3 separate regions of the Mus musculus genome follow, and all the other regions are linked to region 3. A link is a loop called in an ENCODE intact Hi-C map of the cell type or tissue named here. Cell type or tissue: left cerebral cortex. All regions are shown on one strand. Each heading gives the region's core, and the rest is flanking DNA. Links, peaks and the distances in the headings are about the cores only. Region 1 overlaps Nfrkb (nuclear factor related to kappa B binding protein). Region 2 has its middle 12 kb from the start of St14. Region 3 has its middle 16 kb from the start of Gm31408.

The links. A loop is a pair of places that touch in the nucleus more often than their neighbours do. Peaks named below come from ENCODE experiments on the same cell type or tissue, not always from the same donor. Only the 100,000 strongest peaks of a DNase experiment are listed, where the experiment ranks them.
Region 1: it touches region 3 in a loop (5-fold over the local background); 8 of 42 quality-filtered maps call a loop at or near these places.
Region 2: it touches region 3 in a loop (4-fold over the local background); 3 of 42 quality-filtered maps call a loop at or near these places.

What each region holds. Positions count from the first base shown.
Region 1 is chr9:31,414,789-31,423,118 of GRCm38, forward strand. It overlaps Nfrkb (nuclear factor related to kappa B binding protein), which reads left to right. Exons shown (of 26, transcript NM_172766.3): 24 at 4,188-4,294; 25 at 5,026-5,161; 26 at 5,267-6,545. The coding sequence ends at 5,392. Among named protein-coding and RNA genes, the nearest start is that of Nfrkb, 33 kb to the left of the region's middle. In left cerebral cortex, for the core only: no CTCF peak of the experiment used is centred there; a DNase peak (open chromatin) is centred at 4,261.
Region 2 is chr9:31,140,085-31,148,435 of GRCm38, forward strand. No RefSeq gene overlaps it. Among named protein-coding and RNA genes, the nearest start is that of St14, 12 kb to the left of the region's middle. In left cerebral cortex, for the core only: no CTCF peak of the experiment used is centred there; DNase peaks (open chromatin) are centred at 4,907 and 5,595.
Region 3 is chr9:31,539,870-31,548,220 of GRCm38, forward strand. No RefSeq gene overlaps it. Among named protein-coding and RNA genes, the nearest start is that of Gm31408, 16 kb to the right of the region's middle. In left cerebral cortex, for the core only: a CTCF peak has its summit at 3,675 (motif pointing left); a DNase peak (open chromatin) is centred at 3,674.

The DNA.
Region 1 (8,330 bases), core at 1-8,000, 130 kb before region 3:
GTAATGTTGATGGTAAAGATTTTAGCCCTCTGCTCAAGAAACTGTTCTGGGAAGAGACGCGTGTCTTAGGGGTTCTTTTGCTGTGATGAAACACCATAACCAAAAGCAACTTGGGGAGGACAGGGTTGTTTTATTTGGCTTACACTTCCACATTTCTATTCATAATTGAAGGAAGCCAGGACAGGAATTCAATCAGGAGAGGACCCTAGAGGCCATGGAAGGGTGCTACTTACTGCCTTGCTTAACCTGCTTTCTTTAGATCCCAGAACTACCACCAGCTCAGGAATGGAATCACCCAAAATGGGCTGGGGCCCTCCCCATCAATAACTAAGGCAGCGTTTTACAGCTGGGACTTTGGAGGCATTTTTCTCAGATGAGTTCTCTCCTTTCAGATGGCACTTAGTTTGTGTTAAGTTGGTATAAACTGAGCCAGGACAACAGGGTTTTGCTACGTAGCCCAGGCTGGCTTAGAATTTGCTATGTGTCTAAGCTGGTCTTGACTCTTGCTCCTTACAAATTGCTTGCTCTTTCTGTCTCAGTCCATCACGTGTTGGGATTGCAGGCATGTAAGACCAGCAAGGGGAAGTTGTTTAGGGTCAGCCCCTGTCCCTTAGGAGACTGAGAACTATCCATATCACTCCATTTGACTTACAGATTTAGGCTATTGTTTTTGGAATGCAATTTACAAAAGTGTAGCATGCATGCATATATATATATACACACACACACACACACACACATATACGTACATACATACATACATACAGATTACAAAGAACTAGGTGATGGTGCACACCTTTACTCCTATCATGTGGAAGGCAGAAACAGATGGATCTCTAAGTCTGAGGTCAGCTTGGTCTACAGAGTTAGTTTTAGGACAGCCAAAGATGCACAAGAGAAAACCCTGTCTTAACATTCCCACTCCCAACCCCCCAAATTAAAAACAAAGGACAGTATCAGAAGTATAGGGTAAAGTACAAAGTTTCCTTTCCCTTCTGGTGTTGTGTTCTTACAAGAGCTAACGAATAATGTATCTATCCTTCTAGTCCTTATCCTGAGCATTCCATGCGTGTGCATGTAGTTAAGAATGTCTCAGCTATCGACCATGTCCTTTTTAGTGATGTAGTAGTTGTCCATCAGCTCTATTGAGGGTCTGTTTCCACCGCTGTTAGCGCCACAGCAGTGGTCTACTGTAAGATAATGTGTGTTGAAAGTTTTGACATTAACTGTGCTGCCAAAAAGACTGTCAGCTACATATTTTTATGTGCATAGGAAGTATTTTCTTCCAGTTTGGAACTGGAGAAGTAGCTCAGTGGTAGTGTGGTTGCCTAGTGGGCTCAAGGCTTTGGCTTTTAGCCATACTGCTATAGAAAAATATTTTCCTTTGATCTTACCTTAGGTTCGGTTTTGTTTCTTTTCTTTCTTGGTGATTTTGCTATGTTCCTGGCTGACGTGAGCTTTCTGTAGACAGAGCACCTTAGCTTCCTGAGTTCCAGGACATTCACTGAGCCCAGTGTGCTCTCTTACCTCTTTTTTTTTTTTTTCATTTTTGTTCATTTTTAATGTTTTTGTGCTTTAAATTTGTTTTTATAAGAGAGAAAGAATATGAAGTTGGGTGGGTAGAATTTGGAGAAGAGAGAACATATTGTATGAAAAAGTAAAATAATAAAAAAGAAAAACTAAGAAAGTTGTCTTGATACCTAGATAACATGAGAGCAACATCTCAGGAGAAGTGTCTGTTCTTGTGGTTGGGAGAAGAGGACTCTGAAGAGTTTGTAGGAAAATCAGCATCAGAAACTAGACAGTTTATTATAAAGTCATTGGATGCCAAATCTCACCTGTACCTGGAAGGTAGACAGTATTAGCAGTACACATGGGTAGCTCCAGAGACATCACTCTACATGGTGTCAGAAAGAACAACATATCCCAAGTAGTCCATCTATTTTTAGGGTCCAGCTCCTGTGGGGCTAGGGTACTGCTCTTGTCATTGAATTGAGATAGTAAAACAAGGCTATCCTTCCTAGCTGGAGGCAATGAAACATAGATACATGCATACACATAGGCAGCTCTCTTACCTCTTAAGCCTGTATTTAGTATTCTCTTATTACTTTATCAGTATTTTCTTTAATGCTTTAAATGTTTTGTACGTGTGCCTTGCTTAAGCAAAGATGAAAATATATTAACTTTTATTACTAACCAAACATCAGAAACTAGACCCCTAATGGTATAGTGTTCTTTCTTTCCTCTAACACCCTGGGCTGTTGGACCTCTGCACTCCCATGTGTACACGTTCTCTCCCAGTCTCCTTTTCTTCTTGGACCTTTTTAACTTTGGGGTTAGATTTTTTTTTCTACTTGGCCAAGTTTGTTATTAGTGTCCCCTAACTAACCTTCCTTATCTCTGGAGAAATATGACTTGTTTTTATCAGATTGTCCTGCTGCCTGCCCAGGTAAGCCTGCATTCCACTGGGGTGCTGTCCATTTTCCCTTTAACACTAGCGGTCTTCTGTCCTTCCTCACCATATAGTTCCTGAGTTCCCAGCACTATATCATGTGTTATAGACACCTAGACAGATAGGATTCATCAATCCAAGTGGCTCAGGATCTAGGACTGCCAGGTAAACACACACTTTGTGGTTCAGGTATAGAGTTGTTTGTTTCCGTGATAAATACAAAATGAAAAGTTATGTAAGGAAGAAGTGGGTCATTTCAGTTGACTTATTTCTCATAAATTGAGCTAATACTTAATATAGGAACTATAACTAGTGAAGAGTTTCCATGGCCAATTCTGCCAAATGCTTATGGAAGAAAGAATGTCACAATAGTGTAAATTTTTTGTAGGAGTAGTAGAATCACTTAATCTGACTGTGAGGTCAGCACCATCCTCACACCAGAACCAGATGCAGACATTGCAGTAAAGAAAAGCTGTAGGCCAGCATTCTTCATGGATCTAGACAGAAAAGTTCTACAGATCCAGGAGTATATAAAGAATTATACCCAGAGGATCCAGCATCCCCATAGTGGCTCATAACCATTTATAACTAAAGTTCCAGTAGATTCAGTGCCCTCGTGTCTTTCACTGGCATTAGGCACATGTGTTGTGCACATACACACATTCAGGTAAAATACAAACATAAAAATGTAAAAAAAAATAATTTTTGAGAATTATATTCTGTCAGATTTTATTTATTTTTTTTTTTAAAGATTTATTTATTTATTACATGTAAGTACACTGTAGCTGTCTTCAGACACACCAGAAGAGGGCGTCAGATCTCGTTACAGATGGTTGTGAGCCACCATGTGGTTGCTGGGATTTGAACTCTGGACCTTCGGAAGAGCAGTCGGGTGCTCTTACCCACTGAGCCATCTCACCAGCCCTCTGTCAGATTTTATATTGCTGTGTCAAAATCCTGTCATAAACAACTTAGGGAGATGAATTCAGGACATGGTCATAGAGGTTTTAGCCCAGACTTTTGCTTTGTCGATTGTGGGCCAGTGATGAGGCAGAGAATAATAGTGGTAGGAGCATGTCTCAGGCTGCTCAGCTCATGAGAGGGAGCATCCAGTGGCGCAACGACCAGACTGAGGGATCAAGCTAGCCTTCAGGATCATACTCCCCCTGGCTGCTTTCTCCAGCTAGGCCTCACCTCTCCTGAAAGTGTCTGTCTTCTTTCAGATTAGTCTTGGCAGCAGTCAGTGTATGAGCCAGTGGGGGACATTTCCTATTGAAACTATACTCTTGCACCCTTTGTCTCCAAAGGCTTTTACTTACACAGAAAATGGAGTTGCCCGCATTGTTTAAAAGTCCCAGGCTATTAGCTGAGTGTGTGGTGCATGCCTGGAGTCCTAGCACTGCAGAAGCCAAGGCAGGAAGACTGAATTGAGACAGACAGACAGACAGACAGACAGACAGACACACACACACACACACACACACACACACACACACACACACACACGAGCCTCGCATGACAGACAGTTGCTGTTCTTTAGATAGTAGAACAAATGATATATAACTTGTTATAAGCCGATTTATTAGAGTTGCTTGGGTTCTGTCTTCAGGAACATTGGGACCCTTGGGGAAATGAGGGTTGGAGGTGTCTGTAGTGCTCTTGCTTCTTCTCTGTAAACACTAGCTGTTTTGTTATATCTCCTTCTTCCCCACAAAGCTAATTGTTTTCTTTGTAGGGGAAACTGCCTACCAGAATCACAGTTCCTCTTTCTGTGATTAGCCAGCCAATGAAGGGCAAGAGCGTGGTCACAGCCCCCATCATCAAAGGCAACCTTGGAGCCAAGTGAGTGCTGTTTGTAGAATTGCAAATACAGTTGGTCCAGAATGGGAAGGTGGCTGGCAGCTGACATGTTCATCAGTAATACACATTGCATCAGTAATACACATCCCCAGTACTGTTTTGGATAGAGTAGGGAGAGGAATCCGACGGGCGGGGGGGGGGGGGGGGGGGAGGTAGTAAAGCAGTATATATTGCGTGTAGAAAGCGAGGAAGTGCAGGGTGCTGGCCTGGGATGCTGTAAGGGACCCGCCCTGTATTTGAGGCCAAGCTTAAGATAGTTTGGCAAATGTTGGTTTTCTCTGGCCCTGACTTAAACAGGAATAAAAGACTCATGCAGTCATTCTGGCATTCCTAATCACTATAAAGCTGTTTTGGGATGTGGGGTGGCCCTTTCTTTCCTAAGAGACAGGCATCTTCCTGGGTTGCTGAGGCTGACTCACTCCTGTACTCTCTGGGATACTCTGAGTTCTTGTCCAACTTCGAGAGTTCCTTGCTAGGGATACATGCTTCCTGGTAGTGCCTGACTCTTCCTGGGCCGTGTGTAGAGTTTAGGCCATTTTATCCACTACTCTGGCGGTTCTTGCCACGGAAGGCTAGAAGAAATGTCCTAGTATGAGATTGCATTTGAATCCAGAAGATTCTTCCTGGGCCTCTTCGTTGTCCTTCATGCAATACGTAGCCTCATTCTGAGCCTGAGCAATGTCGTCATACTTACCTCCGTTTCCCTTTCACAGTCTCAGTGGGCTGGGTCGCAACATCATCCTCACGACCATGCCAGCAGGTACCAAACTCATTGCTGGCAATAAGCCAGTGAGTTTCCTCACTGCTCAGCAGTTGCAGCAGCTTCAGCAACAAGGTCAGGCTACACAGGTAAGGTCTGATGCAGACTGTTGACCAGCTCAGGTTTGTCTGTTTTCTTTTCTTCACTGATGAACAGTGCAGTCCACTGATCAGACCTCCTCTCTTTGTAAGCAGGTGCGCATCCAGACCGTCCCGGCATCCCATCTGCAACAGGGCACGGCTTCTGGCTCCTCCAAAGCAGTGTCCACTGTTGTTGTGACCACAGCTCCATCTCCTAAACAAGCACCTGAGCAGCAGTGACCGAGGAGAGGCGGCTTCTCTAAGAGACCAGGCCCGGTGGATCTCGGCCGACAGAAAGGGAGCAGCAGGAGGCTGCATCGTTCTTCTGAGCTGTCCTGCTTGAGGCAGGGTGGTGGAGAGTGATGGCAACTGCGGCCTAGGTTCTGCTGCCACGCTCCAGAGTGAAGCTCTGAAAGGGGTCCCTCTTTAGGGCTCCAGGGATAATCTGTCTAGTCCAGGAAGAGAGAACATCAGAGTCTTGGGAGGTCACAGTCACACAAGCCAGGGTTACCTCCCGAGTGTTGGATGTCCAGGGAGCAGGCCTGCCAGTTGCTGAGTGGGCCGGCAGGGAATAAGCCTCATTCTATGTGAGGTTTTACTTTTTAGTTTCTGATCCTCTTGGTGACTTGTTGAGATGTGAGTTTTGTGTCCAGAAAATTTTTGTGTAACTTATTTTTTTAAAGAACCTACTATATGTCTTTTATCAAATAGAAACCTGGGCTTTAGTGCCCCTAAACTGATCACTTACCCCTTCAACCAGAATGAGAACATAGCAAGGCTCTTAGTAGGTTGGTGGCTTACTTGATAGTGGAGAGGTTATATAGTAAGAAATGTAGGCCATGAGGTAGCATGGACCCCTCAAGTGGGACTAGTTCAGCACAGTGTACTGAATATGAGTGTCTGATCTTGGTTGTCCCTGCGTCTTCTCCTGTGGGGTTATCCTCAACAAGCCTGTTCACATGGAGGTTCAGAGCTGTTGGACAAGAGAGTAGGGAAAGCCGGTGGGATGCTGCTCTCAGAGCACTTGCTTACAGCCCAGACATTGCACATTCTCCTTGCTGTACAACAGCCATTGCAAACCAGACCCTTGGAGCTGGCCACCTGACTGGAACATAGAAGAAATGGTTAGGTAGGGGCAGGGGTAGGCACTGCCTGGCAGTGCCAGCTAGAGGAGAAGTGAGTAAGTTTGGTGTTTTTATTCCTGGCCATTTCACATTTCTTAGCCACCATCAGCCACAGACAGAGCTCAGAGGGTACTTTACAAAGTCCAAGTACTTTATGGACTGCTTGTAGCTTGCTGTGGTGCAGGGGTGGGTGGGAAAACCTTTCTGCAGGGATAGGGCTTCCTTGTCTCTTTGTGAAAGTATCCAAATTATTAAAAATGTATCTTTAATTTCTGGGCCTTTAATCATTGTGTTTTACGGGGAAACAACTAGGGGACATGTAGAATGGAAATGCTGGTTTAAGTGGGAGGTGTGTTGAAACCGGTTCATTTGGCAAGCTGCTGAGAAACAGAAAAGGGTTAAAGTAGTTTAGCTACAGAATGGCTTTACAGTTGCTTTTGAATCTTACAGCAATTATGTCAGATATAACTGGCATCCCTTTTTAATGATGGGAAGATATAAATCTGAGGGGGAATTAGAGAAAAACAATATGAGCGCCTGGTCTTGGAATTCTAAGTCAGACCTGGTGCTGAAGGTGAAACTCAGTGGTGAGAGAACCTGTCAGCTAGCTACCACAGGCATGGGTTGGATTCCTAGCACCAATAAAAAGGACATGGTAGAGTCACATGGGCCTATAATGGAATCCCTGCCACTCCAGAAGTAGAAGCTGGAAGATTAAGACTTCAGACTCAGGCTCGCTCTGCTCACCTCAGCTGGCTAGAGGCCCACCTGGGTGTTATGTTAGACCCTGTCTCAGCACTGGAAAAAGAAAGTTAGATCCTTCCTAAGTCACGTTCCCTTTGTGCTGAACTCTTTCCCAACATAATATTTTTATTGATTCTTTGGGAATTTCACATCATGCATCCTAATCACGCTCATTTCCCAGCCTTCCACGTCTGTTATTTGGGGCGGGGGAAGGATTGGTCAAAAGGGTGGGGGTCACCCTTGTGACCAGTTCCTCCCCCACTCCAAATAAGATAAAATAGAAAACAGGTCCAGTTTGTGTTGTCCACATACTTAGAGGATTGTGGTCAAACTCCCAGTGGCTCACCCCTCAGAACTGGGTCCCTCTCCTCCCACACTCCCACCAGAAGCCATTAGCTCTGGAGAGTCACACCTCAGCATCCCCATCACACTCCTTGAGAGGTCTCTTCGATGGCTTACCGTTTAGGTTGTCACCGTTTTGTGGCAGGGAGGAGCTGTGGGGTGGGGTTGTCACAGGAGCCTTCCATATCTCTCAACTGTACATTCAGTCACTGATAGCACTGTAGAAGCAGCCTCCCAGCCCTTTCCAGTCAGCTGGAGTACAGACCATGATCATGGCCCTCCACATGTGCTGTGAAACTCGCTGGGATGTGTTCTGGTGAAACCTGAAGGCAGGCCTAGCTCGATATACACTCCTGATGGGTGCCCCAAGACTGTGCTCAGGACCATAGTGAGGAATAGAGCTGACATGGAGTTTTGTATTTTGGAATATATTTCACACAGAAAATCATTTGATAGTTTGTTGACAACAGTAAGAGAAAGTAGGTGATAATATCTCAGATATTTACTGTTGATAAACCTCTTCTGATTTTACTTAGCAAATCTCATAAAATTCTCTCACATTTAGCTTCAGATGTATCCCAAGCTTTTATGGTGCTAGATTACCTGACTGCCTGTATGTGTAAGTGTATCGGATATATATATCCTAGACAGCACAGATGTAAAATACAGGTCTGTTTTGAGGTGCTAGTGTGTGGGGTTGACTCCCCAGAAAAGTCTAGTTTGGGTACTTCTAGTCTGTTGTTGGAATAGTAAAGATTAGAGACCTCTTAGTAGAAGTGCCTACAGCAACGGCCACGAGTATATTAATACATGTGCTTTCTTCATATGTAGACCTCAAAAAGTTCCAGGCAGTCATTTGTCCTTTGAGCTTCTGGTCAATAGGTTGGTAAAATAATTCAGAAACATGTGTCCAAGACAAGATTTAGTGAAAAGCATTCTGATTGGCTTGTCCTTTTAAGATTTATTTT
Region 2 (8,351 bases), core at 188-8,187, 400 kb before region 3:
GATGCAGTTATTTGGTATCTGCAAAATAGGGTCTCCCCATCAAGTTCTGGAAGGTAAACAAGAGGCCGGGAATAGCCTGTCTGCGGTCTACAGAACCCCATGGGCCAATAACTGGAAAATATTCAACCTATACCTGGCACCTGACCTTTATTTTTGAGACAAGGTCTTAGGTAGCCTTGGTTGGCCTGAAGCTCACTATGTAGACCCGGGCTGGCGTCCAACTAACAGGCCTCTGCCTCCCAAGTACTGCTGTGATTTAAGGTGTGTGTCACCACCACAAGCATGCTGTGTCTTTCATTTGGCCCCCTATGGTATCTAGGAGAGGCTTTGTTTTCTTGTTATAGGGTAAGTCCTTTAAGATCCACATGCATATGTATGTGTTTTAGAAAGTTTCTACAATATTCAGTTTGCATATGGCGTTTTCAGGAGTCTTTAGCTTTGTTATCCTTCCCTAGACTTTCTCCTTTACCCTGCTTTCCCATCTCACACTTCATTTAATTCTTGTTCCACTCTTCAGGGGAGGGGATTATTAAATGACCCTAAAAGTCACACTCTGTCTTCTTGTTGTTGTTGTTGCTGTTTTTTAATACAGCCCTGGTTTCTCTGTGTAGCCCTGGCTGTCCTGAAACTCACTCTGTAGACCAGGCTGGCCTCAAACCCAGAAATCTGCCCGCCTCTGCCTCCCAAGTGCTGGGATTAAAGGTGTGTGCCACCACTGCCCGGCACACTCTGTCTTAAGAGAGTCAGAGAGGCAAGAAGGGCAGGAACAGCCAAGAACAAGACCCACCACATTGAAAACCACATCGAAAGTCCCTTCTGCTCCTACCACTACAGTTCATCATGCAGAGTCCAGAATCTCCACCCCAGCCAGGATGCCATTGTTGCCCTCACCACCAGGAGTGTCTTCCTTTAACTCTCAAAAAGCAGATTATCTGAGCACCTGAACCCTTTCTTTGCTTTCTCTTGAAAGTCTCTCCTGGCATGTCTCACAGTGCTTGTGTATGTATAGATAAACCATGAATTCAGAGGGCAACTCAAAGCCAGGGTGAGTTCAAGGCTGTATAAATGCCAATGCACCTAATGCCCCTGGGCTGAGGTGTGTCTTTAGCCTGTGGTGCTATTAGGAGGGCTGGGACCTTTTGGAGGCATGTCCTTGAAGAGAATACTGGGACTCAGGCCTTGTTCTTTCTCTTTCAAGTTCAGGTAAGTGAAGATGTACACTCCTACCTTGATGTATTATGCTGCCCACAGGCCACAAGCACAACAGCCAAACCACCATGGGCCAGAACAGTGGTTCTCTATCTGTAGGTCTTGACCCCTTTGGGGGGTCACTTATGTAGTCACAAAGAAATAATGTTATGGCTGGCCTTCACCACCACATGAGGAACTGTACTGAAGAACATTAAGAAGGTTGAGAACCACTGGGCTCTGAAAGCATGGACCAAAATAAGCCCTTCCTCTCTGCCACAGCAAAGAAACTGTGACCACACCTGAAAAGCCTGCTTGAGAATCTATCTATTCAGAGCCTATCTAGAATCATCGCACTCCAGGCAACTCGATGCTATCCCCCCTGACTTTTCCTGCCCTGTCTACCTCATCGGCACACCTGAGTGCATCCTTCCTTCAAGGCAGTGTGTGTGGCTCCGGCCAACCTACTGCCTGGTCCACAGTGCCTCATGGGATTTCATTAAAGTCAAAGTCTACTGAGTCATTTGCTCACATGCTTCCATCAGTGCTTAGGTTAAAATGCTTATCATTTCATAAAAACCCAAACAGTTTTTTAAATTCCTATTTAAGCCGGGCAGTGGTGGCGCACGCCTTTAATCCCAGCACTTGGGAGGCAGAGGCAGGCAGATTTCTGAGTTCGAGGCCAGCCTGGTCTACAGAGTGAGTTTTAGGACAGCCAGGGCTATACACACACACACACACACACCACACACACTCCACATATGTATCTATGGATGTTTTGTCTGTGTATGTCTGCATCAAACACACATGTCTGGAGCCCTGCAGAGGCCAGAAGGGCATGTTGGATACCCTGGGACTGAAGCCACAGTTCTAAGTTACCATGATGGTGCTAAGAACTGAACCCAGGTTCTCTGGAAGATCAACTAGTGCTCTTAGTCACTGAGCCATCTCTGCAGCCCCAAATATTTTTAAAGTTTTATTTATTTATTTATTTATTTATTTATTTATTTATTATTTATATGAGTACACTGTAGCTGTCTTCAGACACACCAGAATAGGGCATCGGATCCTATGGTTGTGAGCCACCATATGGTTGCTGGGAATTCAACTCAGGACCTCTGGAAGGGCAGTCAGTGCTCCTAACCACTGAGCCATCTCTGCAGCCCACCCCGGAGCCATCTTGACAGTAGCCCCACCTCGTCCTCACCTTCAGATGTTTCAGATATCCTTGGTCAACTTTGGTCTGAAAATACAAAATGAAAAAGTGTACAAACAAAAAAAATCATTTTAAATTGTGCATCATTTTGAGTAGCCTAATGAAATTTCAAATTATTCTACTCCATCCCACCTAGGGTATGAATCCCTTTACTTGTGTTTTCTTTGTTTGTTTGTTTGTTTGTTTGTCTGTTTGTTTTTGTTTTCTTTGTGTAGCCCTGGCTGTCCTGGAACTCACTCTGTAGACCAGGCTGGCCTCGAACCCAGAAATCTGCCTGCCTCTGCCTCCCAAGTGCTGGGATTAAAGGTGTGCGCCACCACTGCCCGGCCCTTTACTTGTTTTAAAATTTTATTTATTTATATAGGGTTTCAGATAGCCCAGACTAGCCTCAAATCTGCTATATAGCTGAAAGTGACCAGCTTCTCCTCTCGATACCATTCAGGGGCTGTAGTTACAGGTGCACATCACCACAGCTGGTTCATGTGGTACTGGGAAATGAATCCAGGGCTTCCTACACACCAGGCAGGCCCTCTACCAACCTAGCTACATTCCCAGCCCGTGACTCACAGTATCAATGCTGTATGTACCACTTTCCCATTAAGTTACTTAGTAGCTATTGTAATTATCAGAGCACTTGTCACTGTCTCTCAGGGCTTGTGTTAAAGCAACCCTTAGCCACTGTGTCTCAGACTGACCTCACTCCATCTCACCACAAAGGCACTGTACTGTGTCACATTGTCTCAAGAGAAATGGGGCACACAGAAATGAGAGATCATTAGCATTACTACAGCAGCTGCAACAGTTCCATTCTTGTTGATCTCCTACTGTGTGCAATTAATACATTGTGCTTAATTAATTATAAGTATGTTGGGCAGCTTTCTAGCACTGTAATAAGTACCTGAATTGCAACTTACAAGGAAAAAAGGTAGTGTAAGATGGGGCAAAAATGCTTACCCCTGACAAGCCAGGGAGAGAAACATGAGTAAGCCAAAGCCCATGATCTCCTACAGGGGCACCCCTAGGGACCTAAGGTCTTCCCACTAGACTGATCCCTCTTAAAGATTCCATTACCTCCAAGTACTGCCAAGCTGGGGACACATGGCCTTGGCGAGATATAAGAATGCAGACAACAGCAACAGGTATGTGTGTAGAGAAGCATTTTCAAAAGGAGTTAGTACTGTCTGTCTGTGATTTCAGGCAGTCACCAGAGGTCTACCTAAAAGTGCATATAACTAATGATGCTAATGTCACTAATAAGGCTTAACAATTAAATGCCCCAGGGTGTGGTGGCCACACCTTTGATCCCAGCACTCAGGAGCAGAGGCACACAGTTCTTGGTGGAACCCAAGACCAGGCTAGCCTGGTCTATACAGGTAAGTTCGAAAACACAGAAACAAGTGTAGAAGCTCTACTGTTATGATTAGATCTCACTAAGTTGCCCAGGGTAGCCCCCTGCCCAGTGTCCCAAGTAGTTGGGACTAATAAATCAGCATTGCAGAGCTCAGCTCTTCTGTATTTTTAAATACACACACACAAGGAGGGGCAGAGGAAGAGGGAGAGGGAAAGAGGTTCTTACTAGTAGCCATGGCTGGCCTGGACCTCACTATGTAGACCAGGCTAGCCTTCAACTCACAGAGACCTGATTCCTGAAAGCTTCACTATATATATATATATATATATATATATATATATATATATTTAAGTAGATTGGACTTGACCAAGAAAACACTTTATAGAGTCACTTCCTGATACAGTGTTTAAGGCTGTGGAGTTTCCAGGAGCTCAGCTTACTTCTTGCTGTGACAAACCACCATGACCTCGGCAACTTAGAAAAGGAAGGCTTGTGCTTTCAGAGGCCCGAGTCCATGACATTAGATCTCTAAAAGCACGGCAGCAGCTGAGAGCTCACTCCTCATCCACAAACAGGAGGCAGAGAGGACACTGGGGATGGCATGAAGTCTTCTGAAATCTCAAGCCTTGGGCACCTACAGGGGCTAGAAATGCTGAGTTCCCCCGGACTGGAATTAGAAGCAGTTGTCAGCTGCTCAAAAAAGGTATTGGGAATTGAACACGGATACTTTGCATGAGCAGTTTGTGATCTTAATCACTAAGCCATTTTTCTAGTTTATCTGTTATTGATTGATTGATTGATTGATTTGCTGAAAGGGTCTCGTATCTTTGTTTGTTTGTTTGTTTATAGAAAGGGCCTCTAGCCCAGGCTGCCCTCAAGCCCCCTACATAGCTAAAGATAACCTTAAACTTCTGATCTTCCTGCCTTCTCAGAGCTGGGAGCACAGGCTAGGGCCTTACTTATGTGGTGCTGTCAGGGATGGGCCCCAGGGTATCATGCATGCTAATCAGGCACTCCTCCAAGCCTGTTCTGCCTTCAAAATTAGAAGACAGCTTTATAGGGTGCTGCAGTTTAAATATGAAGTGCTCCCATGAGCTCACGTGCTGGAAGACTTGGCTCCCGGCTCTTGGTGCTGGGTAGAAACGTTATAGGAACTTCAGGAGAGAGAGCAATGCTGGAGGAAGTACGTCATTGGGATTAACCCTCGGGGATTTAGTTTTGATAGAGTGTCACTATGTAGCTCTGGCTGGCCTTGAATTACCAGAGATACATCTGCCTCTGCTTCCCAAGTGCCAGAATTAAAGGCATGGACCCACGAGTGGCTGAACTTCCAAGTTTTCATAACCTGACTATCTCTGTCCACTCTCGACTTCCTGACTGGCTTTCATCACCTCAGGAACCTCGAGCCAGAACAAAGCCTTTCTCCTCGCAGTGTTTTTGTGTCTGGGTACTTTTTAACAGCAGCAGAGAAGTGACAAGTGCACTGCAGAATCCCAGACACAGTAAGATGTCTATGTGTCTGATCTAAGTTTTGACACATGCTACCCGTGGGGCTACTACCATTATCTAGAATGTTCTTTTAGCTTTGATGATCATTAAGTACAGTGTTGCAACACACTGACCTTAGGACCAGGCTTTCCAACTGCTCCACTTCAAGGTATCAAAATACAAGTTAAAAAATAGTAAGAGAGTGCATTAGTCAGCCTGGTACCATTGTGACAAAACACCAAGTGAACAGCTTATAAGCAGGAAGAACTATTTCTGTTGGTACTTTCAGTCCAGTCACTTGGCCTGGTGGCGAGACAGCTCATCACACTTGGAGAGCACGCAGCAGAGATCTGCTCACCTCCTAGAGACCACTAAGCAGCGTGAGAAGGCCCAAGGGTATCTCCCAAGGCACTTCCCCTAGGGCCTAACTTCCTCATACTAGGTCTCACAACAGTAGCACATGCTGGAGGTCAACCCTGACAAACAGGCCTTAAGGGAAACGTTTGGGATCCAAACTGGACAGAGTCCACCAGTCAAGCATGAAGCTTCAAGGTCGACTTTGAAGGTATATGAACCGGGAGTGGTGGCACTTGGCTGTATAACAAATCTGAGGTCCACATTATGTGGACAATGAGGTTTTCTTTTTTTTGGGGGGGGGGTCTATGATAAAACTCTAGTTCAGAGAGCAGCACTTGCTTAGTGTGTGTAATGGTTTGTATATGCTTGGCCCAAGGAGTGGCAGTATTAGAAAGTGTAGCTTTGTTGGAGTAGGTGTGTCACTGTGGGCATGGGCTTTAATACCCTTGTCCTAGCTCTGCCTGGAAGTCAGTATTCCGGCAGAAGCCTTCAGATGAAGCTGTTGAACTCTCAGCTCCTCCTGCACCGTGCCTGCCTGGACGCTGCCATGCTCCCACCTTGATGAGAGTGGACTGAACCTCTGAACCTGTAAGCCAGCTCCAATTAAATGTTGTCCTTATAAGAGTTGCCTTGGTCATGGTGTCTGTTCACAGCAGTAAAATCCTAACTAAGACAGTGTGTCTGGGGTTTGATCCCAAATAAAGAAATTAAAGTAAAAAAAAATTATATAATCCCCAGGGAGGCTTTTATAAGACAAACAACACACACACACTGTGATGTTTTAACAGTGGAATATCTTACAAGACAGCTAACCAGTACTCACCTGTCAGGACCACCGAAACAAGGTCACATCCTAGGAGAAAAAGTAGGCTGTAGATATAAAGCAAGGAGACCCGAATCAAGAATGCGCAGAGAGACAGGGAGAGCATGCGCTTCAGGAACGCACTACGTCACACAAGGAGGAGGAGCATAAGCAATCTGTGGTGCCAGGACTATGCCTGTAATCTCAGCACTGGGGAGGCGGATGGCTGTGGGCTTGAGGCTAGCCTCATCTATGTAGTTCTACACACACACACACACACACACACACACAGTAGCAACATCTGGATCCTAAAGGCTTTATCTCCCCCTTATATAATAAATTATTTGGGAAATTTTTTTCCATCTTTTTCTTGTCTCCCAGGTTTCCATCTTGGACTTGGTACATACATAATTTAAACATAACTGTAAATACGCACGTGGTGCTGCCTCCTAAAAAATGCCATTGAGGTTAGGCACAGCTCTGCTCAGTTGGAGGCTGGGAAAATGGTTGTCAGCGTGCTTGTTGTATGAGCACGGGCATCTGACGTCAGTTCCCAGGACTCACACAAGGGCCGAAGGCTGGGCAAAGCGCATCCCCTTGTAATTCCAGCCCTGGGAGGTAAAGGGTTCCTGAGCTGATCTGCCTAGCCAAAGGGGGGAGCCAGGTTTAGTGAGGGACTAAGTGGACTGGGCTGGAGCAGTTATTTAGAGTACTTGCTTCCAAGAGATTGGGATTCAGTTCCTAACTGAATGATGGACAGCACACAAACTCTGTAACTCCAGCCCCTGGGTGTCTGATGTCCTCTGCAGACATATACAAATACAGCATACACACACACACACAAATTGTTTTTAAGGTGGAGAAAAAACTGAGGAAGACATTTAACATCAATTACGAGTTTCCATGTGTATGTGCACACACCCATCCATCCACATCCATAAACATACACACAAATACACACACATCCTGATACAGGGTCTCCTACGTAGTCCAAGTTGGTTCTGAACTATAAAAACCAGGCTGGCCTTCAGTAGTTGTCGTGCCCCAGCCTCCCCAGGACTGGCACTCCTGTAGGAGTGCACCGCTGTCACCCAATATTTGACTTTCAAATTGTTACCCAGATCTGGATATTCTTGGCCAGAAATCTAGAGACTTCCCAAGTCCTCTCTAATCTATTTCAAAGATTTTGGGGAAATGTAATTTACGCCTAATCTCTGGGCTGCTCGACAGAAGAACTGACTAATGACGTCTGTGACCAAGACCACAAAGGACAGAAAGACATGCCTATTTCATAGGCAAAGTGGCAAGAGACATCGGCCTCTTCATTTTATAAATAAAGGGAAATATTCCTTTTTGTCAGAACCAGACTCCGGCTGTGTCATGAGGTGGTGCAGGTGATGCGGGGGTCATGTTTCAGCTACAATCAAGATGCCCCTTTACTTCATTTTGCTCTGCCCTTGTCCTTGTCCTCTCCTAAGAATCTGACAGTATGTTTCTATGGATATGCCCCCTGGATCCTCTGGAATCTCAGAGACTTACTGCACTCTAACCCATGTCTTCAAAAATAAGAGTATCGATTGTCAAAGCAACGGAAACCACAGCAGGTCATCTACATAGCTGGGTCAGGCACAGATCTCAGCCACTGGGCTCGGATTTGCAACTGAGAGCGAACAGGCAGATAGGCCCTTCACTCTCAATAGCAGCCAGCACCTGAGGTTTACTGCAAGGTGGGCAGGGCCACATTCCCCAGAGGTCACAGCTTAGTCATCCAAGCAGAAACCAGGAGATGAGTAAGTTTCTTTCTGTGCCCATGAGGGAGCCGTCCTGCTTGGGTGAGGTCAAAGGGCAGTTCCCGCTTTACATTTCTGTGGGTGTTTCCTTACAAAATGTAATCACTATATGGCTACCATAAACACAACTACCTCTACAGTTTAAGGCGAAGTCAATTA
Region 3 (8,351 bases), core at 289-8,288:
GGTGTTTCTCATGCACTGTCCACTTCTCTCTCGCCCTCCCTGCCTCTCTCTCTCTCTCTCTCCTTCCTTCCTTCCTTCCTTCCTTCCTTCCTTCCTTCCTTTCTTTCTTTCTTTCTTTCTTTCTTTCTTTCTTTCTTTCTTTCTTTCTTTCTTTCTTTCTTTCTTTCTCTCTCTTTCTCTCTCTCTCTTTCTCTCTCTCTTTCTTTCTTTCTCTCTTTCTCTCTTTCTCTCTTTCTTTCTTTCTTTCTTTCTTTCTTTCTCTCTCTCTTTCTCTCTCTCTCTCTTTCCTTCTTTCTCTCTCTCTTTCTTCTTCCTTCCTTCCTTCCTTCCTTTCTTTCTTTCTTTCTTTCTTCCTTCCTTCCTTCCTTCCTTCCTTCCTTCCTTCCTTCCTTCCTCTCTCTCTCTCTCTCTCTCTCTCTCTCTCTTTCTTTCTTTCTTTCTTTCTTTCTTTCAAGACAAGGTCATTTTCTGGCCTAGAACTCACCTAGTAGGTAGGGCCAGTGAGTCATAGGTATCTGCCTCTCTCTACTTCCCAGAGTCTGTATTATAAGCTTGTGTCATCATATCTGATATTTTTTAAAATTTGAATTCTGGGGCATGAACTCGGGTTCTAATGTTTTCTAGGCAAGCATTTTACTCGATGACCTATTCTACTGTCTCATAGCCTAGTCACCCTCCCTCCCTGCCTTCATTTCTGTCTTTCTTTTGTGTATATATGTAATATATATGTATGTATGTATACATGTGAGAGTGTATGTGTGTGCATGTGTAGACCAGAGGTCAACCTTAGGTGTTGGACCTCAGGGCGGAGCAGGCTAAGCTGGTTAGCAAGCTCAAGTCATCAGTCTGGATCCAGCTTCCCAGTGCTGCCTCTACAAGTGTGTGTCGGCACACCTGGCATTCTTACGCAGGAGCTGGGTCAAACTTATGTCTTCTTGCTTGCATGGCAAGCATCACTGACCCAGCCATCTTCCCAGCCCACCATTTAACTGTCTTTCTCGGGACTGGAGAGATGATTCAGCGGTTGAGTATACCACACAAAACGGTCATTGTTAAACAGGTAGAAGTAGGAAAATCTCTGGGGTTGGAGAGATGGCTCAGCAGTTGACTGCTTATTGTTCTTAGGGAGAGTGAGGGTCCAGTCACCGGCAGTTACCAGTCTATAACTCCAGTTCCAGGGGAAGGGATGCCTTCTTATGGCTCCACAAACTTGTGCAGTCATAAACCCACACAAACAAGCACACAAATGTGCAAATAAACAATTAAAAAATTCTCCTCCTCCTCCTCTTCCTCCTCTTCCTCCTCCTCCTTTTTCTGTAGGACAAGCTGGGAAGGCTTTCCTAAGTCTGTGGGGCTTAAGAGCCACGAGGTAAGAAAAGACCCATCAAAGCTGAAGAGACCTCTTCTCTTCGTCACATAAAAGATAGTTTTATGAACTGTCTATATCTTTTGTTACATCTCGACGATTTTTCAAACATCCTGTGAAAATCACGTTCTTCCACAGTTCCTCTCCCACCAGGATGGTTGCAGTCTGGGATTTTTTTGAGGTTTGCTTTTATGCTTGAATAAGGCAGATCTAAGGCAACTTAACCTCAGGAGCTAACTTAGCCATGTGGAGGCCACACACTTGGAGAACTGCACCAACACCTCACACACACACCATCACAGTGGTTCCCAACCTTCCTAATGCCGCGGCCCTTTAAAGTGCTTCCTCGTTTTGTGTGTGCCTCCAACCATAGAATTATTTCGGTTGGTACTTTACAACTGTAATTTTGCTACAGGTATGAATCATAATGTAAATATTTTTGGAGATGGAGGTTTGACAAGGGGGTCATGACCCCATGGGTTGACAATGATTATACTAGAGGGTCTGGCCAGTCTAGCTTGTGAGAATCCTGTTTCCCATGTGACCTGAAACAGCTTTGCTCATTCCTCTCCCATTCCCCCCAGCATCGTGGCTTCTTTGTGCACATCACAGTGCTTAGCTCTGGGACCTCTCTGGGGTCCCAGGAGACGTCCCTCCTTGGATATTTGGCTTCCTTCCCATGCTTTGCAGCAGGAGCTCTGACCTTTGTCTCTTTAACCAGGAAGTATGTTTGGCTGGAAGTTCTCCAGGCAGTGAGGTGGCACAGGGGTTGCCCAGGCCACCTGTTTTCTTCCTCTCAGTGACCACTGCTCTGCACTGCCACGTCACACACTTTGCTCTACTTTTAGTTTTGAAAGTGGGAGAGGTAACTCCAGACTCTGATGTTCTATCCTGCCTGCAAGTGGCATTCTGTCTGGCTGACCGTTTGCATCTCTCAGCAGTTGTCTCTCTTCTTACCTTGTTGTTTTTGCTGGAAGACTATTACACACGAAGAAGATTGCAATCACAAAGCTAGATGAGTTTTCTTAATTTGTGGGTGTAACAATTTACATTTATATTCCAGAATTCCCATTCTGGAACGACCCTTACGTTTCTGGAAGGGATGCCTCTGCATCAGGACTAATTTTACATGATTAAAAAATACTGGTGGAGTCTCATGGGACATGCCTGTAATCCAGGCTCTTTGGAGAAAAAGGAAGGAAGATTGCAAGTTCAAGGCCAGCCAAGGGATACATAGCAAAACCTAGAAGCAGCCTGTCTGGATTGAGAGCATCTAAGGAACTCACAAAGATTTACAAGTTGGTGCTATGTAGAGGATTTTGGCTTTTGCCCCCTCCAATAAATCCATTAAATATTTTCATGGTCTCTCTGACAGTTTAGAGGTCTCTTTCACTTTTTTTTTTTAACGTTTGGAAGCGTTTTCAGTTCTCCACATGTTACATTGTTCACTGTGTGCTAATACTCTGTTTGTTCCCAGCATTTCCCGTGCTTCAGTCTGCGTGCCTCGAGTTCTTCTGTTTCCAAGCTCATCATTTCGTTCCTGTCCATCTCATTTGTTGTATTTTCATGATTATCATGTAGTTTTTCTTTTTGACACTGTGGATTTAGTCTCAGAAGTGCAATTTAGTCAATCAACGGATTCATTCATTCAAAGACGGAATCTTGTTATCGTGTATGGCATAGACTGGCTATAAATTCCTGATATTCCTGTTTTGGCCTCCTGGGTAGCCAGGACTACAGGAGTGGATCATCAGTGGATCATACAGGATCGTTTGCCCCTCCCCTCTCTTTCTTCCTTCCTCCTCCTTCCTCTTCCTCCTTTGCCCTCCTCCCCCCCTCCTCCTCCCCTCTCTTCCTTTTTCCTCCTTTGGCCCTTCTCCCTCCCCTTTCTTCCCTCCCCTCTTTCCCCCACTTCTCTTTTTCTGTTTCTCGTGCTTGAAACCCACTCGCAGCCTTCTGCACAAAGCTGACCTACATCCTAAGCCCTTGATTTATTTTTGAAAACTGTCTTCCACCTATTCAGCTGTAGTCTCTTCTCTGACTTCTTGAATATAGAGCACATGGCTGCTGTGATGATTTTGTCTCCTAATTCTAACCTGCTAATTGTAAAGTCTGTGTCATTCCTCGGTCAGTTTTCATAATTGCTTTTCTCTCCAAACCGTGTTTTTCCTGCACCTTTGCATATCTCTTAACCTTTTTTTTTTTTTTTTTTTTTTTAAATTGGGTTCGTGACATCACGGATTTACCTGGCTGGCCTCTACAGCAACCGCTATGCCTGCAGAGCTGTCACAGAGCGCCCTCTTGTGGCTGCAGCGTGGAATGCAAGCAAGCTAGCTCTTTGCTTCAGTCTGGCTCAGAACCGTAGGGTTGGGTGGGCGTGACCTGGACAGCCCGCCTCTGGTACAGCAGAGCTTATAGAGTTGGGTGTAAGGTTCAGAGTTAGTAAGGTAAGACATAAAAAGGATGGAGAGCAGCCTTCTCACAGGAAGGACTGGATTTAGTAACTCTACGGATATTTTAAAAACCATTAATACTGTTTATAACAGATAATCTAATTATAACCCACAATCAACCATAGAGACACACGGACCCTATCACCACCGACCGCCCACACAGTCAGGTGGGACCTGAGTAGGACCAGGAGCATATAGCAAGGGCTCCCTTTTGTCTGAATCTCCACTAGTATTTGCTATTTGTTTCTTAATGATTCCCACCCTGACTGGGGTAAGGCAGTACCCCACCAAGGGTGCATTTTTCTGGTGGCTAGCGAACTTGGACGTTTTCCTCTATGTGGTTCTTTTCTTTTCTTTTCTTTTTTTTTTTTTTTTTTTTTTGCCATTTGTATCTTACCTTCAGAGAACTGCCTGTTCATTTAGCCCATGGATTGATTGGGTTGTTTGGTTTCTTGTTTAGGTTTTTGAGTTCTTCATATATTCCAGGAATTCATCCTTTGTCAGATGTATAGCTAGGGCAGTTTCTCTCTCTCCTTCTGTAAGGCATCTCTTCTCCCAAGTAGGAAGTCACACTTGCCATTTGCTGGCCGGTTTCCCGAGACCGGAAGAAGTCCTGCTGAGAAAGCCTGAGGCCTGAAAGAAGTCCTTCTGGACTTTCCTGTGCCTGCATCTCCAGATGTTTCCTTCACTCGTTCTTCCAACAGGTTTAGAGTTTCAGGCTTTACATTAAAGTCCTTGACCCACTTGGAGTTTGTTTGTTTGTTTGTTTGTTTGTTTTGTACAAGGTGAGAGCTACACTATTTGTTGAAGCAGTTGTCTTTTCTTCAGTATGTATTTATAAAAATGTATGTCAAAAAGCAGGTGGCTCTAGCTTCGAGGGTTTGTATCTGGGTTCTCTATTTTGTTTCGCTGGCGTATGTATTTGTTACTGTGCCAGCACCTGACTGTTCTTGTCGTCCTGACTCTGAAGTTTAACCTCCGATACCCTTAGCAATGTTCTCTCTGCTGAGGTTCTCTTTGGCTGTTCATGGTCTTTGTCGTTTATACACACACACACACACACACACACTGGATTGCCTTTTCTAGTTACTTCTGTAACAAATATTGTTGGAAGGTTTAGGGGGATAAAACTGAACCGGTAGATAACCTTGTTAATGTAGCCATTTTCACAATATTGCTCTTCCAATCTAGGAACACGAAGGCCTTTCCATTGTCTGGTGTGTGATCTCCCATCTCAGTATCTTCACAGTTTCCCCGTAGAAGTGAACTTAGTGTTTTATTGAGAATGTTTGCCCTGGGTTCTCCGTCTTTGTTCTATCTTTCTCCACTTTGGCATCAGAGCAGCACTGGCTTCATAACAAAATGGTTTGGTAACATTCCTTCTTCTTCTGTTTTGTGGACTAATGTAAGCATAGTTCCTCAAAGATACAGTAGAATTTACAGTTAATTCATTTGGACCTGGGATATTTTACTTGGGGCTTTCTTTCTTTTCTCTCTTTCTTTTCTCTCTTTCTTTTCTTTTCTCTTTCTTTCTTTTCCTCTTCCTGCTCCTCCTCCTCCTGCTCCTCCTCCTCCTGCTCCTCCTCCTCCTGCTCCTCCTCCTCCTGCTCCTCCTCCTTCTCCTCCTCCTCCTCCTCCTCCTCCTCCTCCTCCTCCTCCTCCTCCTCCTCCTCCTCCTCCTCCTCCTCTTCTTCTTCTTCTTCTTCTTCTTCTTCTTCTTCTTCTTCTTCTTCTTCTTCTTCTTTTTCTCCTCCTCCTTCTCCTCTTCCTTTTTCCTCCTCCTCCTCTGCCTCCTCTTCCTTCCTCCCTCTCCCTCCTCTTCCTCTTCCTCCTTTTTTTTTTTTTTGAGGCAGGGTTTTTCTGTGTAGCCCCAGCTGTCCTGGAACTCACACTATAGGCCAGGCTGTCTTAGAACTCACAGAGATTCACCTGCCTCTGCCTCCAGAGTGCTGGGATTAAAGGGGTGTACCATGACTACCTGACTGAGTTCCTCCCTCACTCTCCCTCCCCACCCCTCTCTCAATTGAACATGTCCCTCTCTTCTATCAGTTTCAAAGACTCCTCTGTTCTCAGAGCTTGTTGTCAGGAATTTTATCAGCCTGTTTACATCATGGGAGTGTTTTCTTTCTGCTCAAATTATGACAGAGTTTTGTTGAGTAGAGCAGTCTGGGCTGACAGCTGTTATCTTTCAGAACTTGAAATGTAGCACTTTCTGCTCCCCTGGCTTTTAAAGTGTATGCTGAGAAACCTGATGTGTCTATATATATTCTTTTTTATTATTAGCTATTTTCTTCATTTACATTTCAAATGCTATCCCCAAAGCCACCTATACCCTCCCCTGCCCTGCTCCCCAACTCACCCACTCCTGCTTCCTGGCCCTGGCATTCCCCTGTACTGGGGCATATGATCTTCACAAGACTAAGGGCCTCTCCTAGCATTGATGGCTGACTAGTCCAACCACTGCTACATATGCAACTAGAGACACAGCTCGGGCGGGGGGGGGTGGTACTGATTGTTGTTCATATTGTTGTTCTTCCTATATAGGGTTGCATACCCCTTTAGCTCCTTGGGTACTTTATCTCCTTCATTAGGGGCTCTGTGTTCTATCCAATAGATGACTGTGAGCATCCACTTCTGTATTTGCCAGGCACTGGCATAGCCTCACAAGAGAGAGCTATGTCAGGGTCCTGTCAGCAAAATCTTTTTGGCATATGCAATAGTGTCTGGGTTTGGTGGTTGTATATGGGATGGATCCCTGGGTAGGGTTAGCTCTGGATGGTCCTTCCTTCCATCTCAGCTCAGAACTTTGTCTCTGTAACTCCTTCCATGGGTATTTTGTTCCCCATTGTAAGAAGGAGCAAAGTATCCATACTTTGGTCTTTCTTCTTCTTGAGATTCATGTGTTTTACATATTGAATCTTGGATATTCTAAGTTTCTGGGCTAATATCTGCTTATCAGTGAGTGCATATCATGAGTGTTCTTTTGTGATTGGGTTATCTCACTTAGGATGATATCCTCCAGATGCATCCATATGTGTAAGAATTTCATGAATTCATTGTTTTTAATAGCTGAGTAGTACTCCATTGTGTAAATGTATCACATTTTCTGTATCCATTCCTCTGTTCAGGGACATCTGGGTTCTTTCCAGCTTCTGGTTATCATAAATAAGGCTGCTATGAACACTGTGGAGCATGTGTCCTTATTACCAGTTGGAACATCTTCTGGGTATATTCCCAGGGGAGGAATTGCTAGATTCTCCGGTAGTACTATGTCCAGTTTTCTGAGGAACCGCCAGATTGATTTCCAGAGTGGTTGTACCAGCTTGCAATCCCACCAACAATGGAGTAGTGTCCCTCCCTCTCCACCTCCTCACCAGCATCTGCTGTCACCTGAATTTTTGATCTTAGCCATTCTGACTGGTGTGAGATGGAATCTCAGGGATGTTTTGATTTGCATTTCTCTGATGATTAAGGATGTTGAGCATTTTTTTCAGGTGCTTCTCAGCCATTCGGTATTCCTCACTTGAGAATTCTTTGTTTAGCTCTGTACCCCATTATTTAATAGGGTTATTTGATTTTCTGGAGTCCATCTTCTTGAGTTCTTTATATATATTGGATATTAGTTCCCTATCTGATTTAGGATTGGTAAAGATCCTTTCCCAATCTGTTGGTGGCCTTTTTGTCTTATTGACAGTGTCTTTTGCCTTACAGAAGCTTTGCAATTTTATGAGGTCCCATTTGTTGATTCTCAATCTTAAGGCATAAGCCATTGGTGTTCTGTTCAGGAATTGTTCCCCTGTGTCCATATCTTCAAAGCTTTCCCCCACTTTCTCCTCTATAAGTTTCAGTGTCTCTGGTTTTATGTGGAGTTTCTTGATCCACTTAGACTTGAGCTTTGTACAAGGAGATAAGAATGGCTCAATTCGCATTCTTCTACATGATAACCGCCAGTTGTGCCAGCACTATTTGCTGAAAATGCTGCCTTTTTTTCACTGGATGGTTTGAGCTCCCTTGTCAAAGATCAAGTGACCATAGGTGTGTGGGTTCATTTCTGGGTCTTCAGTTCTATTCCATTGATCTACCTGTTTGTCGCTGTACCAGTACCATGCAGTTTTTTTGTTTGTTTGTTTGTTTTTTTGCTTTTTGTTTTTTTGTTTTTTGTTTTTTTATCACAATTGCTCTGTAGTACAGCTTGAAGTCAGGCAAGGTGATTCCACCAGAGGTTCTTTTATCATTGAGAATAGCTTTTGCTATCCTAGGTATTTCTGTTATTCCAGATGAATTTGCAAATTGCCCTTTATAATTTGGTGAAGAATTGAGTTGGAATTTTGATGGTGATTGCATTGAATCTGTAGATTGCTTTTGGCAAGATAGCCATTTTTACTATATTGATCCTGCCAATCCATGAGCATGGGAGATCTTTCCATCTTCTGAGATCTTTGATTTCTTTCTTCAGAGACTTGAAGTTCTTATCATACAGATCTTTTACTTTCTTAGTTAGAGTCATACCAAGGTATTTTGTATTATTTGTG